Regions from separate parts of the Homo sapiens genome. Here all the other regions are linked to region 3. Evidence: chromatin contacts called from ENCODE Hi-C data. All regions are on one chromosome and are shown on one strand. The core of a region is the stretch at or near the end of the contact, and the rest is flanking DNA. Distances in the headings are between cores, read along the strand shown.

Evidence for each region. Hi-C counts contacts between places; a loop is a spot of excess contacts on that map. Pooled maps may share reads with other maps.
Region 1: a pooled map shows a loop between it and region 3 (14-fold over the local background). The contact joins the promoter of VPS8 here to the promoter of TBCCD1 in region 3. A Hi-C loop is called at or near these places in 3 of 168 maps with a recorded cell type or tissue (CD8-positive, alpha-beta T cell and naive thymus-derived CD4-positive, alpha-beta T cell) and 7 of 50 pooled maps.
Region 2: a loop to region 3 is called in a pooled map, with 6 times the contacts of the local background. The contact joins the promoter of TMEM41A-DT here to the promoter of TBCCD1 in region 3. A Hi-C loop is called at or near these places in 1 of 168 maps with a recorded cell type or tissue (naive thymus-derived CD4-positive, alpha-beta T cell) and 11 of 50 pooled maps.

The regions. Positions count from the first base shown.
Region 1 is chr3:184,810,839-184,813,538 of GRCh38, reverse strand. VPS8 (VPS8 subunit of CORVET complex) reads right to left here and starts at 1,373. Exons shown (of 48, transcript NM_001009921.3): 1 at 1,314-1,373. RefSeq lists enhancers at 1,246-1,445, 1,506-1,555.
Region 2 is chr3:185,497,650-185,500,451 of GRCh38, reverse strand. It overlaps TMEM41A-DT (TMEM41A divergent transcript), which reads right to left and starts at 1,303. Exons shown (of 3, transcript XR_924792.3): 1 at 682-1,303. TMEM41A (transmembrane protein 41A) reads left to right here and starts at 1,417. Exons shown (of 5, transcript NM_080652.4): 1 at 1,417-1,609. The coding sequence starts at 1,491. RefSeq lists a silencer at 1,296-1,435.
Region 3 is chr3:186,565,996-186,568,695 of GRCh38, reverse strand. It overlaps TBCCD1 (TBCC domain containing 1), which reads left to right and starts at 1,357. Exons shown (of 8, transcript NM_018138.5): 1 at 1,357-1,429. RefSeq lists a silencer at 1,164-1,453.

The DNA.
Region 1 (2,700 bases), core at 124-2,623, 1.8 Mb after region 3:
ATTGCCAGAGGATTCAATACCTATTCTGTGCTTAAATTTAACCATGAGCAAACCCACGTCTTACACAAACATATGCAGATTCTCCATCCACATTTATATTAGATATACCTCAAACCCACACAGGCAGACATAGACATACACAGACAATTAACATGTAATTGTCTCCCAAATGCAGACATTTGGAGTAAGGTTTAGCACCACAAGCTAACATCCATGCTTGTTTTGCTTGGGTTTTGGGGTTTTTCAGTAGGGGAAAGTAGAGTATGGTAGAGGGTGGATGGTGCAGAGGCCAGAAGCCTTCCTATTCATTCTAACAAGAATCTAAGAAGTGGAGGGGGCCTGCTTATTTAAAGAAGGCTCCCCAGCTAGCTATTCCTGATAACCCACGGCCATGGAACCTCTCACCGATCCTACCTCCTCCCACCCTATCCTCCTGTAAAGCACCCCCATTTTGTACACCCAGACACTCTGAGCAGCTGTTTCCCTCCTTCCCCAGATGCCAAGCACAAAGAACTGGCCAAGGCACAGGAGTAGCCTCGAACTTCAGAGGCCCACCTTTCACCCTGCTGCCCTCACTCTGGTGCACAACTTGCACGCGGAGACAAACTGGAACCAGCCTCACAGGGTGCGCACCGATCCTAAGAGGTGGACACCCCATCTAAGCCTCAGGCTCAGGCACCTTGATATCAGTCCCTGGAGGCTAAAGGGGTCCACACCTGTTTCCCAGGCCCGACAGACCGGCTACACACCTGTTCCGCCCGGGAGTGGGGAGGGGCATGACACCCGCCGCCTAGGCTCACAGTCGGGGGAGCGGGCGCGCCAGTCCCTCAGCCTAATTGCCGCACGACTGTAACAGGACAGAATGAGGCTTGCAATTATAGTCGCAAAGTAGATAGGGAACTGAGGGGTTACTGGCCCTTTGCAGAAAGGGAGAGATACACAAATACATCACCGGAGTCACTGGATTTAGTGATACCTCAGCCCCTTCCAGGTTTGGAGCCAATAAATCCCTTTTTACTTAAGCCCATTTGAATTTTCACATTCATTTGGAACCAGTAAGTGGAAATTGCCCGACCCAGTTCCGGGCCAACGTACGACACGCCCCTCCACTCGAGAATCAACCCCGCCCGGCCCGTGGCTCGGGTCCGGTTAGCCCGTCAGGGGCTGCTCTGTTCGCTCCCCGAGGTCCCGCCGCTGTCGCGCGGGGAGGAGACGCCGAGGCTCAGAGACCTGTCGCGCGCTCTCCTCCTACCCTGAATACGGCCCCTCAATCCTGTCTCCTTCCACGGGCCCGCTCTCTGGAAACTCGTTACCTGAGCTTGCTGCCATTCCGGCCGTGGACCGCCGGCCCACGTGACCGCACCCACTGCTCTAGCCTCACGCACGCGCACTACCTACCACTGCGGGCAGCGCTTCCGCTTTCCTCCTCGCACTGCTCCCCCTCCTGGGCGGTCCGCGCCTCTTCACCACGCCCCTATTTAAAGGGCCAGAGATACGCCGTCTTCCCCCCTACGGAAAAAATGGGTGATTCACATCTTGAGGACCAAGAGAATGGAAACGTCGAAAGAGTAGCGCAGACAAATAAATAACAGTCCTTGAGGTGAGAGGAGAAAGCTCCTCCTTTAAGAAAGTGAACTTACTTGCAGCCAGCCCAGAAGGGAAGTTGATTCCCTGCCTTTTGGAGTTTGCAACCAGTAAATTTTTTTTAACTTTTTTTTTTTTTTAAAAGATGAACTCAGAATTGCCTATTTATTGTGTCAAATAAGTACAATAGGCACACACATACTAAAATACCAACTATTATCTTGTAATATATCATCAGTGTTGCTCCCCAAAATACATCTTAACACCAAAAATACAGGAGAAACATAGTCTCAAATAAAGGAAACATCTGAAAAATGAACAAAAACGTATGCTTATTTCTCTTATCGCTCCTGAAGAAAGGTGAAAGCTTTCAGAACAGACTGGTTTCTAGAGTCATCACTGTACGTAACATTAGCCCCAGGACACAGATTTTAGGCCTGCTGGGGGCTATATAGGTCAAGAAAACAGGAGGAAGAACACCAGAAGATACTCTTGGAAGGAGATACAGAAAATATTCGGTTGGGCAGACATTTTTGAGCATCAGCTAGGTTCACTAGACTTCTGGGCCTTCAGAAGACCCGAAGGTGTTGCCCTGTCCTCCAGGTATTTATTTTCTAAGAATTCAGTGTACAGACATAACAAAATACAAGGCAGGCTGTTTTGAGTAATATAAAGAAAGACATTGAACCACCATTTTCGCACAGACAGGGGGAAAGGGTGAAACACTCAAGGAAGGATGTGGTATCTTGTCAGGGCCTTGAAGGATTTCAGTAGCAGAGAGCAGGGAGAATGCCTAGCTGAGGGAAGGGTGGGATCAAAGGCAGTACAAAGCAAGTTTGGGAACTAGTTATTGGCCTGATGTAGCCGTGGTGTGGCCAGTGGCTTTCAACCTTCTTTTAATCATCCCTCACAGTAAGAAATACATTTCAGGCCAGGTGCGGTGACTCATGCCTGCAATCCCAGCACTTTGGGAGGCTGAGGCAGGTGGTCAGGAGTTCAAGACCAGCCTGACCAACATGGAGAAACCCTGTCTCTACTAAAAATACAAAAATTAGCCAGGTGTGGTGGCATGCACCTGTGGTCCCAGCTACTCGGGAGGCTGAGGCAGGAGAATTG
Region 2 (2,802 bases), core at 54-2,553, 1.1 Mb after region 3:
GACACTTTGGAGTTCTCTTTCTGTCCCTTCCTTCGTTTACTCAGTGACATATCATACCAATCCAACTACCCCCAGCCTCCTCCCTCCATGTCCACTGCTGTGGTCCTGGGTCAGGCCTGAGTGCTTTCTTTCTTTCTTTTTTGAGACAAAATTTCGCTCTTGTCGCCAAGGCTGGAGTGCAGTGGTGCAATGTCGGGAAAGTAACTGCAACCTCTGCCTTCCAGGTTCAAGCGATTCTCGTGCCTCAGCCTCCCGAGTAGCTGGGATTACAGGCACATGCCATCATGCTCGGCTAATTATTGTATTTTTAGTACAGACGGGGTTTCACCATGTTGGACAGGCTGGTCTCGAACTCCTGACATCAAGTGATCCGCCCGCCTGGGCCTCCCAAAATCCTCGGATTACAGGCGTGAGCCACCATGCCCAGCCAGGCCGGCGTACTTTCTTATCAGGACAGTTGTGGCTATCAAGTCAGCACGTATTCTAATCATCTGCCAAAGCGAACATCCTAAAACAGGAACGAAATCATTCTCTTACTTAAACACCTCTGTTGGTGTCTCATCTACATTATTAAAAATCTAACTCCTTAGCCTGCCTTCAGTGCACTCTTGTTTGTCCCCAGATTCTCACTTATTTCTCATATACCTTAGGCTTCACTGAAACTGGATTCTGGTGCCTTACCTGGGACCGTGTTCACCCATTCCCTTCTTTTTCTGCTTGAAGAAAAGTGTTGCTCATCCTTGAAGGTAAACTTAAACTCCATGTCCTCCATAAAGCCACACAGTGTTAAGGGCCACTGGTTTTGGACTCAGGTTGACTTGGATTCTTATACTGTCTCTCTTTTGGGGGGATGTCATTTAATTCTTCTGAAACTCAGAGTTTTCATCTGTTAGAGAAAGACAAAAATACCTACCTTGGAGGATGATTGTGAGGCTCAGGGATGCGGGAATATAGTAGGAGCTGAATTAAAAGCAATTCTGATTATTTCCGTGGTCACTATTGCCGCCCCACCGCACTTGATTGCAGCCCCTGGTGCTACACCAGCTACATTTGCTTTATGTGACAGCAGGTTGTGGACAAGACTGCCTTGATCTCTAGACTGCAAGCTCGCTGTGGGCCGGGCTCACGATTCACCCCCGGATCTCCCAGCCCTGGCACCAAGCCGGCACTGGGGGCGCGCCATGCCTGCAGAATAAGTGGGGAAAGCGACAGGGATAAACGTAGAAAAACAAGCACAGACAGACGGAGAGAGGGCAGACTGGGAGGCAGGTTTTTCCCGGAGTCTCCACCGAAGGACAGAGAGGGCGGAGTCAGAATCGGGGGCGGGGGCCTGGCTCAGGAGGTGGGGCCTGGTTCGGAGGCGGGTCTCGGCGCGGACCCCTCCCTGGTCCGTCAGTGAACGTGCTCCGCGGGCTCAGTCCGCCCGCCGCTGCGTCCCGGAGTGCAAGTGAGCTTCTCGGCTGCCCCGCGGGCCGGGGTGCGGAGCCGACATGCGCCCGCTTCTCGGCCTCCTTCTGGTCTTCGCCGGCTGCACCTTCGCCTTGTACTTGCTGTCGACGCGACTGCCCCGCGGGCGGAGACTGGGCTCCACCGAGGAGGCTGGAGGCAGGTGCGTGGCGGGAATCCGGGTTCGGGTCAGAGGAAGGGAGCCGGGTCCGAGGACCGGGGCTGGGAATCGGAGATTCGGAGATTCGGGTTCCGGTATCGGAGGCGTTGGGAATTGAGGTTCACTTATCGGACTGGAATCCGGGTCTGGTATCCGGGCCCGCGTCCGCACGGTCTCGGACAGAAGGGTGGATGGGAGCCCGGCTCCGGGCCTGACTGGGACCTGTGTGGTGCTGGCTGCAGGGTGTGCAGGGCGTCACGCCGCGGTGCCTTTGGTTGGGTGGATTTGCCGAGGGAGACGCGGCGCTGAGCCTGCCCGCGCCGTTGCTTTCCCAGTCCCAGCCCTGGGCCCCATTTCCAGCCCACCTTCGCCCCCGTGCGGGCCCCCAGCCTCTTCAAGTCCACTTTCAACTGTCTCTCCTCCTCCCCACCCCACTTACGTCAGGTCTGCCCTTGAGACTTTAGACATTAGATCTTCAGGAGAAATATTGCATAGACAACTTTAAATTATTCACGAATTAATTATCGACTCTGCCCGTCTTCCTGGTTGTCTCTACTTTTACCTTTTTTTTTTTTTTTTCTGAGACGGAGTCTTGCTCTGTCACCCAGGCTGGAGTGCAGTGGCGCGATCTCGGCTCACTTTAACCTCCTCCTCCCGGGTTCAAGCGATTCACCTGCCTCAGTTTCCCAAGTAATTGGGACTACAGGCGCGCGCCACCACGGCCGGCTAATTTTTGTATTTTTAGTAGGGACGCGGGGGGGGGGTCTCATTATGTTGGCCAGGCTGGTCTCGAACTCCTGACCTCAGGTAATCCGCCTGCCTCAGCCTCCCAAAGTGTTGGGATTACAGGCGTGAGCCATCGCGCCTGGCCTCCTTTTCCCCTTCTAATGAACGACTGGTCGAGGCAGGAGGCAGAGCAATACTTACCTGGCCGGTTTTTGTGAGTGCTGCATACTCTTTATAAAGTGCATGGAAGTGTGCCTAGTACAGCATTGCGTGGTTAAGGGAATTACTGATATTTGACTATTAAGGCAGCTGTTTTCAGTTACTGTATTCTTTTGCTGTAGCTAAGAAGGCTCTGCTGTGGGTGTCGGACATACCGAGAGAAACTCTCGTGAGAAGTAGGAGGGTTTGCTCATGATTAATCAGTGATGGATTCAAGGACTGTTCAGATGGCAGAGGCAAGATAGCCTTGC
Region 3 (2,700 bases), core at 108-2,607:
CTCCTGACCTCAAGTGATCCACCCGCCTCAGCCTCCCAAACTGCTGGGATTATAGGCATGAGCCACCACGCCCGGCCTCCTATTTTTTTCATCCCTGGTCCCTAGACTTACACACTGAAATGCCAGTTTCATGAGAGCATGAATCTATATTGTTCTGTTCACAGCTGTATAAAAGAGCACCTTAGAACAGTGCCTGGCATGGAGTAGGTGCTGAAGTACTTTTGAGTCAAAGTTACTGGGATGGTGATCATTGTATGGCTGGCTTCTTACTCTTCAGGCCTCAGCTCAAATTTGGCACCACAAAGTGGCCTTCCCTGACCCCCCGCCCCAATTTTCATAGCATTTTTCACTATTTGAAATTATCTTATTTTATTCCTTAATATGTATTGTCTATTCTCCCTGTTATACACTCCAAGAAAGCAAGGACCTTGTCTGTTTTGTTCACTTCTGTCATTCTAGTGCGTACCACTGTGCCAGACACACAGTGGTACTCAACAAGTAACAGCAGGGTCACTGAGCTAATAAGTGGTGCAGCCTGGATCCTAACCCAGGTATGTGTAAATTTGAAGCCCCTGCTTTCAGGAAGATACCCAGTAGGGACAATGGCCACACAAAAGAGGAACTAAATTGCATTTTACGGTCTAATTTACCTTTGTATCTATCACACCTAGAGAGGCCATAAAGGAACTAAAAAAAGCAGGAAATGTCCAGAAATTCTGAAATGGAAGTTTAAAGGAAGGAGTGATGGCTTCTGCCCGGTAATCTGAAAAAGCTTCATGAAGGTGGAAACACGGCAGGAAAGCTAACAGAGTTAAGGAGCTGACACCGAGGGGCGGCAGGGAGTGCCAGTCTTGCTTCAGACGCCCTGGGCTTGAATCTTGGCTCCATCTCTTGTGTGACCTTAGGGTTGTGTTATTTTCACCTTTCTAGGCCCTAGTTTCTTCATCAGTAAAACGAATGTACTTAAAGGGCTCTTGACAAGACTTAGGAAATACACATAAAGTTGCTTTACACAGTGCTGAGACCATAGTAAGTGCTCTATAAATGCAAACTGCCATTAGTATTAGTAGCATTTCTGATGAAAGCGTGCTGATCTTACCAGCAGCTATTAGCTGACCACAGTTATGCGGAGCAACAGAAAGCTTCCTACCCCCCCGGGTTGAAAGGCGCGACACCAGAAAGCGGTGGGTCTGGCTCCAGGTGCCACTGTTGCGGACTCTCGACCCCAGCCTAGATTTTCTCAGACGCTTGAGCCGCAATCTGCCGCTCTAGCAACGGGGTCCGCCAGGTCTCGGTGGTGCGGGGCCTCGCGCTTGCGCAGTGGGCACGGCAGCGGCGCGCGGAGGAGGGTGAGGGGCGGGCCCAGCGAGCGGACGCCGGGCGCGGCGGCGCGCGGAGAAGTGCGGCGGAGCGGCGCCTGCATTAGCAGGTAACCGCGCACTGGGTGCGCCGGGGAGGGCGGTGTGGGTTAGTCAGGCTTCAGGCTTGGGTCGAGGAGGCTGCCTTCGCGCTTACCGCGTCTCGGGTCAGCTACCGACCCTGTCAGCGTGAGCGTCTGTGTTCCTGAAGTCCGGTCGCGACGCTGGGGCGGCCCACGCAGAGTCCCACCCCGGATCGCGTCCAAGGTGGCGGCGAAGCCCCAGGACAGCCGCCTTGGACCCACGCCGATCTCCCGACCTGAAAAACCTTAACCTCAGGGCACCGCCAGGGTCAGAGCCCCAGTTTATGTTTGTTTACGGATTGAGCCCTCTCGATTCTCGGAGTTAGAATGGAGGGCTCATCTCTGGGATCTGGCTGTTGACAGGGGCTCAGTACCTCACAGAGCAGCCTCTTTACATTTTGGAGAGAACCGAGGTCTTCCTCGCCTAACTTTTATCGTCTGGTTTTACTCAAAACGACTCCAGTCTCTCCACATTGGAAGACAGCTGCCTTTTGCCCTTCCACGCCCTTCTTTTGAGTTTACTCTCCCTGGTTCTTTCACCTGGCTTCCTGTCTAAGACTCTTTATTCTGGAAATTCTCTTCTGGATCCACTCCCGTTTTTAAGAGATTCTCCCAAAACTGGATTCCTAGAGTACATTTATAGTAATGCAGTTCTCAAGTCAGACCTGAATCCTAATCTAGAGCTGTGCCAGCTAAGTAGGTGTCCTTAGGGAAATCCCTTAACTTCGCTAAGCCTCATTTTTTTTTCATCGAAAATGTGTACAGTCTTAAGTACTGTATCTCCAGGTGGTTGTGAGGATGAAAGGAGGTGAAGTATGCAAAATCATGAGCATGATACCTGGTACATAGTAAGCACTCGATTGATGTCAGTTATTTTTCCGAACAGATGATTCTCGAGAGAGGCACAGTTGGCAGGCCGGGTGCGGTGGGTCACGCCTGTAATCCCAGCACTTTGGAAGGCCAAGGCAGGCGGATCACCTGAGGTCAGGGAGTTCAAGACCAGCCTGGCCAACATGGTGAAACCCTGTCTGTACTAAAAAAATACAAAAATTAGCCTGGCGTGGTGGCGGGAGCCTGTAATCCCAGCTACTTGAGAGGCTGAGGCAGGAGAATCGTTTGAACCTGGGAGGTGGAGGTTGCAATGAGCCGAGATCGAGCTATTGCACTCCAGCCTGGGCAACAGAGCGAGACTCCGTCTCAAAAAAAAAAAAAAGAGAGAAGCACAGTTTTCTTAGAATCAAATGCAAAATATAATAATA